3 separate regions of the Homo sapiens genome follow, and all the other regions are linked to region 1. A link is a contact called in ENCODE Hi-C or POLR2A ChIA-PET data. All regions are on one chromosome and are shown on one strand. The core of a region is the stretch at or near the end of the contact, and the rest is flanking DNA. Distances in the headings are between cores, read along the strand shown.

What was found. A loop is a pair of places that touch in the nucleus more often than their neighbours do. ChIA-PET counts read pairs that join two places held with the same protein, here RNA polymerase II (POLR2A). Pooled maps may share reads with other maps.
Region 2: a loop to region 1 is called in a pooled map, with 3 times the contacts of the local background. The contact joins the enhancer-like site here to the promoter of ZER1 in region 1. A Hi-C loop is called at or near these places in 1 of 50 pooled maps. POLR2A ChIA-PET finds 5 or more read pairs at or near these places in 2 of 52 experiments (activated CD8-positive, alpha-beta memory T cell and activated naive CD4-positive, alpha-beta T cell).
Region 3: a pooled map shows a loop between it and region 1 (4-fold over the local background). The contact joins the promoter of IER5L here to the promoter of ZER1 in region 1. A Hi-C loop is called at or near these places in 2 of 50 pooled maps. POLR2A ChIA-PET finds 5 or more read pairs at or near these places in 4 of 52 experiments (Caco-2, H1, HEK293 and 1 more).

What each region holds. Positions count from the first base shown.
Region 1 is chr9:128,770,068-128,773,387 of GRCh38, reverse strand. It overlaps ZER1 (zyg-11 related cell cycle regulator), which reads left to right and starts at 1,461. Exons shown (of 16, transcript NM_006336.4): 1 at 1,461-1,807. It overlaps LOC124902282 (a long non-coding RNA gene), which reads right to left and starts at 2,054. Exons shown (of 2, transcript XR_007061804.1): 1 at 1,840-2,054. RefSeq lists enhancers at 370-1,096, 1,825-1,874 and a silencer at 1,165-1,634.
Region 2 is chr9:129,068,326-129,071,658 of GRCh38, reverse strand. MIGA2 (mitoguardin 2) reads right to left here. Exons shown (of 16, transcript NM_001329990.2): 13 at 3,327-3,333; 14 at 2,530-2,583; 15 at 1,694-1,810; 16 at 1-1,412. The coding sequence ends at 1,206. Among named protein-coding and RNA genes, the nearest start is that of DOLPP1, 11 kb to the left of the region's middle. RefSeq lists enhancers at 1-815, 1,763-1,902. Within about 2 kb of position 2,083, at least 18 of the 41 ENCODE cell types and tissues checked have a DNase peak (open chromatin) inside an H3K27ac peak, as active enhancers do.
Region 3 is chr9:129,176,330-129,179,593 of GRCh38, reverse strand. IER5L (immediate early response 5 like) reads left to right here and starts at 1,333. Exons shown (of 1, transcript NM_203434.3): 1 at 1,333-3,264. The coding sequence starts at 1,542. The coding sequence ends at 2,756. RefSeq lists enhancers at 1-448, 449-1,372, 1,110-1,404 and silencers at 1,129-1,508, 1,739-2,078, 3,029-3,178.

The DNA.
Region 1 (3,320 bases), core at 212-2,711:
CACCATGCCCTGCTAATTTTTGTAGAAATGGGGTCTCCCTATGTTGCCCAGGCTGATCTCCAACTCCTGGGCTCAAGCCTCAGCCTCGACAACCCCATCTGCTGAGATTATAGGTTGTGAGTCACTGTGCCAAGCCCAACAGCTTTTTTAAGGATTCAAGACTGTACGAACATAGTTGTAGCTGGTCAAAGATTAAAAGGTGCTATGCAAGAAAAAAGAAATCCACAAAATTAGTTCTTGGAATGGAACTGAGGCACCTGTCAAGAAAGGGTTCCTCAAGAAAGGAGCATCTAGCTAGGGTGTGGTAGCTCACGCCTGTAATCCCAGCACTTTGGGAGGCTGAGGTGGGCGCATCACCTGAGGTCAAGAGTTTGAGACCAGCCTGCCCAACATGGCGAAACCCCATCTCTACTAAAAATACAAAAATTAGCCAGACGTGATAGTAGGCGCCTGTAATCCCAGCTACTTGGAGGCTGAGGCAGGAGAATTGCTTGAACCCGGGGAGTCTGCAGTGAGCTGAGGGCCATTGCCCGCCAGCCTGGGCAACAAGAGAGAGAAACTCCGTCTCTCAAAAAAAAAAAAAAAAAAGAGAAATCCAGAGAAGAAATGATGGTGTTTTGAGATGGAGTCTTCCTCTGTCGCCCAGGCTGGAGTGCAGTGGTGCGATCTCAGCTTACTGCAAGCTCTGCCTCCTGGGTTCAAACGATTCTCCTGCTTCAGTCTCCTGAGTAGCTGGGATTAGAGGCGCGCACCACCACGCTCGGCTAATTTTTGTATTTTTAGTAAAGACGGCGTTTCACCATGTTGGCCAGGCTGGTCTCGAACTCTTGACCTCAGGTGATCCGCGTGCCTCGGCCTCCCAAAGTGCTGGGATTACAGGCGTGAGCCACTGCGCTCGGCCAGAAGGAACTGGTTTGACAGGATCCTTAGGACTTGGAGACTGGACGAGGGGCCCAGGAAAATGTAGGGGCCGAGGTCGCCGCCCAATTTCCCATTTGGAAGCTCGGTTGCCTGGTGGCGCATGCCCTAGATGGAGGTTAGGAGCACCTTTTGGGGGACGGTGATGACTGCGGGTTGACACGCGAGTGTGAGCCACCCGTGGAGAACGCAAGACATGTTCAACAGGGCGCTGGATGGAGGGGGCTGGCGCCCAGAGTCAGTCCTGCTATTCAGCAGTGTTGGGCTCAGGTGAACCGCAGCGCCAGGGCGGGCACCGATCCTAGGGTCCCACGAACAGGCCCCTCGGAGGCCAGGGAGAGCCCTGAATGACGCGTTCTCTCGGGTGGCCTGGGGGGGGCATCCCGCGGCTTCCTCCACCGGCGTAACGTGCCGGGCCCGGGGAAAGGAGCCGCCCGCCGGTCCCCGGAACCTTCTGCCGCCGCCGCCCGCGTTAGCCGCGGGACGGGTCGGGGGAACCCGATCGCTGTTGCTAAGGGGCGGCCCCGGAAGTGACGCGCCCCGGGTTTGTTGACAGCGGAGGCGGCGGCGGCTGCAGGCTCCGAGCCGTAGGAGCCGGATCGGGGGAGGGGCCGGGCCCAGGAGCCTCAGCCCCGCCGGCAGCCCTAAGGGCAAGGTAACCGCCACGGGGTCCCCGTCGCGACCCCCTCCCTCCCGGAGCTCCCGTCCCCGGGATCCCAAGCTCCGCCCCGCCGACCCCCGTCTCCCCTGGACCCCGGCTCTAGCCTGACGAGATCCCCAACCTCCTGAGGTGCTCTGGCCCCGGATTCTCCCGGGCTGCATTCTCTGCTCCTCCTCGCCTGCGAAGCATCACGTCCGCTTCCCGACGCTGAGGGCAGCCCCGTCCAGGGTAGGTCCCGGACCCCGGGCCAAGGGACGTACCTGCGTCCTCCTCCTTCGCCTCCTGCCTACGGGGCCTAAGCATCGCCGCTGCAACCACTCTCTGAGGTCCATCTCCGCCAGTGGTGGGAGGGTTCCTTTCTCTATCCCTGCCGCCAGGTCTGAGAATCGTGTCTTTAAAACTGAGCTCCCTTCCTCCAGAAAGAAAATGACGCTCTGTCGTTTGCCCCTACAAGATGGGGGATCGGTGTAGGGCTGAAAGGGCCACCCTCTGCCCCTCCTACCTGTTGGATGAGCTTAAGTTCCCCCAGAGAAGTGCTTAGAAGCTCAAGGACGACTTGGATTCTGGATCAGCTCCCAAAAGGGATGACACAAAGTATAGGGAAATCCAACAGGGTGAGGTTGCAACCGGAGGGCCAAGGGAGCCCGACAGGTGAGTTGATAGTGAAACTGACTGTGCTGGCCACTATAGCTCTCTGGGTGGAACTTGTCTTGGCTGCTCTTTGACCGAAAGAGCCCAAGATTTCCAGTCTTTGCCTGTGTTTGTCAGTCCATTCGTTTTGTTTTGTTTTGTTTTTCTTTAAATAGAGATGGGGTCTCACTATGTTACCCAAGCTGGTCTCGAACTCCTGGGCTCAAGTGATCCGCCCGCTCCAGCCTCCAAAAGTGCTGGAAATACAGGCATGAGCCACCGCGCTCAGCTAGTGCATTTGATTTTTAAGGGGGAGGGGAATGGAATGTCTGATGTCTTGGGAAAATCCTTCCATATATGATCTTTCACAGAATGTTTCTCTTCAGACTTCAAACTGGTTAGGATGAGCATAAAAGCATAGCCTTGAAAAGGGTCACGGGAGGCTATACTTAGAGCAGAAAGTGGTGGCCAGGGGTGAAGGGCCTCGCTACTTTGGTTCATTTGTTCATTCAGCAAATAATAAACATGATATGTAAGGAGGTAATAAGTGGTTTGGAGAAAAATAGAGAAGGAAGGACCATGGGGAAGGAGTTGGGAGTTGTCATTTTATAGAGGGTGTTCAGGGAAGGTCTCTAGTAAGGTGACCTTTGAGCAGAGATAAGTGAGGGAGCAAGCCAGGTAGTTCTCTTGTGGCAGAGCATTCCGCAGCAAATGCAAAGGTCCTGTGGTCATATGCCTGGTGATTTGAAGAAACAGCATAAGGGCTCACGCTTGTAATCCCAGCACTTTGGGAGGCTGAGGCAGCCGGATCACCTGAGGTCAGGAGTTCAAGACCAGCCTGGCCGACATGGTGAAACCCCATCTCTACTAAAAGTACCAAAAAAAAAATTAGCTGGCCGTGGTGGCTCATGTCTGTAATCCAAGTTACTCAGGAGGCTGAGGCAGGAGAATTATTTGAACCTGAGAGGTGGAGGTTGCAGTGAGCCGAGATTGTGCCCATTGCATTCCAGCCTGGGTGACAAGAGTGAGACTCTGTCTCAAAAAAAAGAAAGAAACAGTGGGAGGATGGGGGACTGGAGCAGGTTGAAGAAAGGGAAGAGTGGTTGGCAAG
Region 2 (3,333 bases), core at 834-3,333, 300 kb before region 1:
CTCCCATCCCCAGACCCCTTTCCCATTCAGGGGAGAGGGGCCCTGGTCACAGGAGCCAGTCCTCTGACCTCCTGAGTGTGGAAACCCAGGAGGGGAGTGTGTTTCTCCTGCAGGCCTCTCAACCTGGAAAGGGCAGAGCCACAGCAGAACGCGTTGGGGCCACAGACACTCGCTCAGGTGAAGACACTGAGAAGACACTGCCGGGCTGACAGGACCCCGCGGCGGGGGGACGTCGCTGCTAACAGGACTCTCTGCAGGCCCAGGGGAGGCTCTGCCCCCATGAGGCCCCAGGAGCGTTTGTGCGTTGAACTGAAGGCAAAGTGCTGGGCAGTTTCTTGTCCTAATGAAGGTGGGGAAGCTGGTCCGGCCACATACATCCTCTGACCTCCCCCAAGTGGTCCCCGGGCCCACAGGTGACAGGGGCCTGAGCGATCCCTGGTCTGAGCCCCCAGCTCAGAGCCTAGCACCACCCAGGGAGGTCTGGGCTCATGGAAGGGGGATGGGCGGGGGCAGGAGGGCCCAGCCCCACCTCCGCCCGTCTTTGGTGGTGACAGAGGTGGGAGGAGAAAAGACGATCTTTGGTAGGGCGAGGGAATGTCAAAGGACACTGTCAAGGGCCCAGTTCCTGCTCAGAAGAGAGCACAGGAGTGGGAGGCCCACCTCTGCCCCATCTCTGGATGGCCCAGGCCTGCTGCCCACTAAGGTGGCCCCACTCTCCTTCTCTGGAGTTGCAAACTCTCTGAGAAGGCGGTTGAGGTGGGGAGGGCATCAGGACAGGCCAGCTGGATGCTGAGACCATATAGCCACAGGTGGCTTCTAGCTCAGGACACTGTGACCTTCACCACAGGGCTCTAGGCCCCATCCTTCACCTCCACCCTCCCAGCACCCTTGTCAGCAGCCCTGGAGCGATGGGAGGTTTTGGGGTCCCCCACCTGGGGCATCCTGGCTCTGCCTGTCCCAATTCTCCACAACAACCCCCTCTCTCACAGCCTTTCTCTCCCACAGGCCCCACTGGTCCTGGCCTCTGCTTCCCCCAGGAACCGTTCTTCTCCATGGAAATGTCCCCTCTGGGCCTTGGGGACTCCCAGATGATGGGGGTGGGGCAAAGTCAGGGGCAACGGCCCTCAGCCACCACAGCTGTCAGATACCAACCCAGGGAAGGGAGGAGGAGCCTTCTCTCTGCCACCCCCCAGCCCGTGCCGCCTCTACTGCAGCTCCCCCAGGGGCCCATTCTCTCGGGGCAGCGCCCCATTCACGCCTGCGCTGCTGGCCGCGGGCACCCCCAGGTACCCCAGCAATATCTCGCTGCGGCGCCGGGACAGCTGCAGGATGTCGTCTGCCAGCGCGGGCAGTGACGTGTAGCGCACATTGTCCAGGTCGAACATGTCCCTCAGGTACTGCACAATCTGGTGCTGGGGGAGCAGGGCTGGTGTCAGGCCTGGCCCAGCCACTGCCCACCATGATGCCCCCCAGGTTACCTGAAGTCCCCTTGTCCACCACCAGAGCCCCAGCCGGTCCTTTCCATCCCCAGGCTCCTCCCTCCCACTGCTTCCTCTGGACCCATGTGGGTCTGGCTCTGCCCTCTCTCTGGGAGCAGGCCCAGGCCCAGGCCCTCATCCCATTCCTGGCACCTCCCAGGGCGCCTGTGCTCAGGGCAAGGGTCAGGAAAGAACGAGAACTGCTCTCTGTTTACCTTGAAGAAAGCACAGACTTCAGCAAGCTGAGGCTTGGGTCCAAGGAAGCCGAAGGCTAGGACAGGGCTCACATGCTCCGATACGGAGTAGAAATGGGAGATGAAGCCATCAGGCACCTGCGGTGGGCACAAGGCTGAGGGGCCAGGCGGGGCCCAGGTAGGATGAGGGCACCAGGCCCAGGTGTCGCATAAAGGGCTGGGCTTTAGAGGTCGCCCCAGCTCATGTACTTTCCTGCTAGATGACCCTGGGCAGTGACTCAAGCTTTCGAAGCCCATTTTAACTTCTGCAGACAGGGTAACCATGGGCCGCTGTGAGTACTGCAAGAGGTGGGGCCATAGTGGCTCCGCGGGAAGTGCCTGGAGCACGTGGCCACGGCAGCTGGTATCAGCTAGGCAACAGAGCCTGGCCCGCAGAGGGGAACGACAAACCACAGGCCAGATAGCACAGCCAGTCGCTGCCTGGGAGCGGAGATTACAGGGGCCTGACTGGGGCGGGGAAAGGGCAGGAGGGACAGGGCTCTGCTTGCTCCTGGGTATCCTGCCCCCACCGAGACGCCTGCACCAGGCCAGCTGCCAGCCCTGTGGCCACTACCCTAGGGTATCCGTTCCCCTCCCCAGTGGCCTGCTCTGTGCTGGGCCTGGGGAGGAGAGGAAGTGGGTCTACACGAGCCTCCAGGGAGCTCCTGGCACAGGGAGAGGTAACGGCGGAACAAGGGGGCCAGGACTGTGAGCGGTGAAGGCCAAGTGGCCCAGCGAGCCACCCTGCACCCGCTCCGCTCCCCACCACGCTGCCTCAGAGCCCAGCTCGTGCTCCCCCGGGCCTGCCAGTCACTCACCATCAGCAGCCTCCTCTTGGCTTTCAGGACCGACCAGCAAGCAGTGGCCAAGGCCTACATCAAAAATAGGATGTCCCCCGGGTGTCAAAATGGGCCTAGCCCACAGCCCCTCGCCCTCTGCCAGCCCAGCACCAAGCCCTTAAACCCAGCTCACCCCACTCCAAGCAGGAAGATGGGGCCAGGTGCCTAAGCTCTGCTGCTTCCTCCTCTGATTTTGGACTCAGACATACCTAAACTTGAATCTTGACTCTAATCTTACTGCTGGATCTTCTCTGAGCCTCGGTCTCCTCTTCTGTAAAGGGGCACAACACAGCACTCCCACCTCCTTTGGTGGTTGTGGGAGCAATGGTTCCCGCCTGTAAACCACCTCGCAGAAGCCTGGGCCCAGGCAGCACAGCCCGGCTGCTGGAGCGTTACTGCTTGCCTTCCTGGGGGTCCTGTGCTGGGTTGTCTCTCACTCTGTGCCTTTTTTTCCTTTTGGTTTTGCTTTCCCCTCTTTTAACTTGATTTAACAGGATGCATTAAAATGGAATCGAATTCATACCAGCACAAAAGTAAAACCACACAATAGGAAGAAAGCGCACACCATGTTGGTTCTAAACTGGGGCACCAGGCAGCAACGGGGCACCCTGGAGGCTTCTCCAGGGCAGACTCTGGTCTCCCAGGCCTGGCAGCCGCGGATCTAGGGGGTGGGGGCCCAGCCCTGGTGCCAGTGCTAGGGACAGAGGGGACGGAGCCAGGCAACCACACGGGCTGATGTGAGCAAGTGTGGGTCTGAGAGCAGGGCAGTGACCCACCGTCTCC
Region 3 (3,264 bases), core at 84-2,583, 410 kb before region 1:
CATCCTTCAGGGATCCACTCATGGACCCTCCTCAGGCAAACCTCCAGACCATTTCCAAGAGCCTCCAGAGCTGTCTGGGCAGCCCCCACCCCAGGCACCTTTGAAACCCCTGGGAGCAGCAACCAGCCCCCTTCAGGCCTCTTGGTCCAGATAGAGCGCCCCCAGGAATCAGCAATCCTGTCCCTCTCTTCTCCCACTGTCTCAGTCCCCAGCTGGGACCTGAAGGGTTCAGGATAAGAAGGAAAGCTGTGTCAACAGAAGTTAAGTCGGTGAGTCCCCGGGCCTTTGGTATTCACCTCCCGTCTCGAGCGCAGGGTCCTGTCCCAGCTCCTAGCTCCGCCCCCTGGGAACTGTGTGGTTCCCCAAGTCACTCCACTCCTCCGAGCCTCAGGCCCCTCCTCTACAAACGTTAGAGTGAGGCATTGGGGAGTTGCTGGGAAGGGCCTGCCCCATATTAGGCCCATAATAATAGTCCCTATTGTCATTATTATTAGTTAGGCACGAAAGGAAAGGTTACAGAGCTGGTGATTAGGGCACTCAGCGTTTCGGCTCCCAGGACGCTTTTGAGCCTCAGCTGGTCGCGAGGTCCACACACTCCCTGGGTCATGCCTGGCCTCGGAACTCTCTCCATCAGAGAAGGTCAAAATTCACGATGTTTTGGTTTTTCCTGTCAGACAAATGGGGAGGACTTCCCTTCCGCAAGCATTCCCAGAGGCCCCTCGACCAAAAAGTCAAGGAGTCAGGCCCTACATTCTCTGCGGTAGAGGGTACCCCCAAAACCTCGCTCCTTTGATGTTCCCCAGTGTCAAGCCGGCGGCTCCACCAGCCTCCTGTAGAGAGGCCTTGACTCCCGCGGGTCACTCGGGGGGGCGACAGGTGCGCAGGTGGAGGCGCCGCGCCGCTGGGGGAGCGATGAGCGGCGCGCACCTGCCGCAGGTGAGGCCCAGCCGTGCGGAAAGGGGAGGAGCCGTCGCCGCAGCACTCAGGTGAGCCGACCCCCGGCTCCCGGGACCTAAGGCGAGGGCAGCCGCGGGCTTCAACGTGGCCGCTGCCAGGCGACCTATGCTGCAGACTGCGGCCCCGGCGGCTCCGAGTCCCGCGCGGCGCGGCAGCCCCAGGAGAACATTCGAGGCAGCAGCGGCGTTGGAGGCCCGGGGTCCGTTCGGTATTTGAATAGCACAAAGGAACCGCCTTGGTCTGATTGGCCAGCCGAGTAGCCCCGGGGCGGGCTGCGCCTGTCACTCAGGAGACTCTCAGAGCTCCTATTGGCTCTTCTCATGTGGGGCGGGGCCCGGGCACCCGGCTAAATAGCTGGGGCCGGGGCCGGCCGAGACTCATTGCTTTGGCGCCGTCTGGGGAGCGCGAGCCCGCGGGTGGCGCGCGGCGCATGGTGGCGGCTCCTTTCGGAGCGCAGCCGAACCTCTGACCCGGACTCCGTTACCCCTGCCCGGCGCGCCCCGGCGGCCGGCTGGAGGCAGAAACAGCAGAAGCGTTAACAGCAGCAGCGGCGGCGGCTGCTCCGCCGCCGTCTCCGCGGGAGCATGGAGTGCGCCCTGGACGCCCAGAGCCTGATCAGCATCTCCCTGCGCAAGATCCACAGCTCCCGAACCCAGCGCGGCGGCATCAAGCTGCACAAGAACCTCCTGGTGTCCTACGTGCTCCGCAACGCGCGCCAGCTCTACCTGAGCGAGCGCTACGCCGAGCTCTACCGGCGCCAGCAGCAGCAGCAACAGCAGCAGCCGCCCCACCACCAGCACCAGCACCTAGCGTACGCGGCGCCGGGCATGCCGGCCAGCGCGGCCGACTTCGGCCCGCTCCAACTTGGCGGCGGCGGGGACGCGGAGGCGCGCGAGCCGGCCGCCCGGCACCAGCTGCACCAGCTCCACCAGCTCCACCAGCTGCACCTCCAGCAGCAGCTGCACCAGCACCAGCACCCGGCGCCCAGGGGCTGCGCGGCGGCGGCGGCGGCCGGAGCGCCCGCGGGCGGCGCGGGGGCGCTCTCGGAGCTGCCCGGGTGCGCCGCGCTCCAGCCGCCGCACGGCGCGCCCCACCGCGGGCAGCCCTTGGAGCCTCTGCAGCCGGGTCCTGCGCCGCTGCCGCTGCCGCTGCCGCCGCCCGCGCCCGCTGCGCTCTGCCCGCGGGACCCTCGCGCCCCGGCCGCCTGCTCCGCGCCCCCAGGGGCCGCCCCTCCGGCCGCCGCCGCTTCTCCGCCCGCCTCCCCGGCCCCCGCCTCCTCCCCCGGCTTCTACCGGGGCGCATACCCTACCCCTTCGGACTTCGGCTTGCACTGCAGCAGCCAGACCACCGTGCTGGACCTAGACACTCACGTGGTGACCACGGTGGAGAACGGCTACTTGCACCAGGACTGCTGCGCCTCCGCCCACTGCCCCTGCTGTGGCCAGGGCGCTCCGGGACCGGGCCTGGCGTCCGCCGCCGGCTGCAAGCGCAAGTATTACCCTGGCCAGGAGGAGGAGGAAGACGACGAGGAGGATGCGGGCGGGCTGGGGGCCGAGCCCCCCGGGGGCGCCCCGTTCGCCCCCTGCAAGCGCGCCCGCTTCGAGGACTTCTGCCCGGACTCGTCCCCGGACGCGTCCAACATCTCAAACTTGATCTCCATCTTTGGCTCCGGCTTCTCGGGGCTGGTGAGCCGACAGCCGGACTCCTCGGAGCAGCCGCCGCCGCTCAACGGGCAGCTGTGCGCCAAGCAGGCGCTCGCCAGCCTCGGCGCCTGGACTCGAGCCATTGTCGCCTTCTAGGGACCCCCGAGGGCACAGGGACCCGGGGCCCCGCGGGGCTGGGGCCAGACAAAGACTCGGCAAAGGGGCGAGAGGAGGGAACGAGCGGGCGCCGGGCCACTCGGGGCTGAGCTGGGGGCGAGCGGGGGCAGGCGGCTGATGTTTTATAAATTGTAAAATAAAAAAAAAAGAAATCTAAAATCTTGGACTTTATTTTTGCAGAGAGAAAAAGCGCCTATTTAAGTATGCTTTGTGTTTCTCCTACTCCTTTTTTTCTTTTTATTGTAGTGATTGCAGTGGTGTTTAGCGAGGAGCCTACCACGTGAGGGAGGGCTGCTGCCCGGAGGAGGTGCCGGGCAGCCGGGGGCGAGGCAGGGCGCCCTGGCCGCCGGGGCGCGCCGGGGGCGCAGCTCAGGAGGGCGCCGGACCTGGGAAGCCGATTCCAATCAGTTGTCAGACCCGGGAAGCCCGACGTTCCGCTCTCCCGAGTCCCTCTGTGGGGTGAGGAATGGGTCTTGTGAAATTCTGA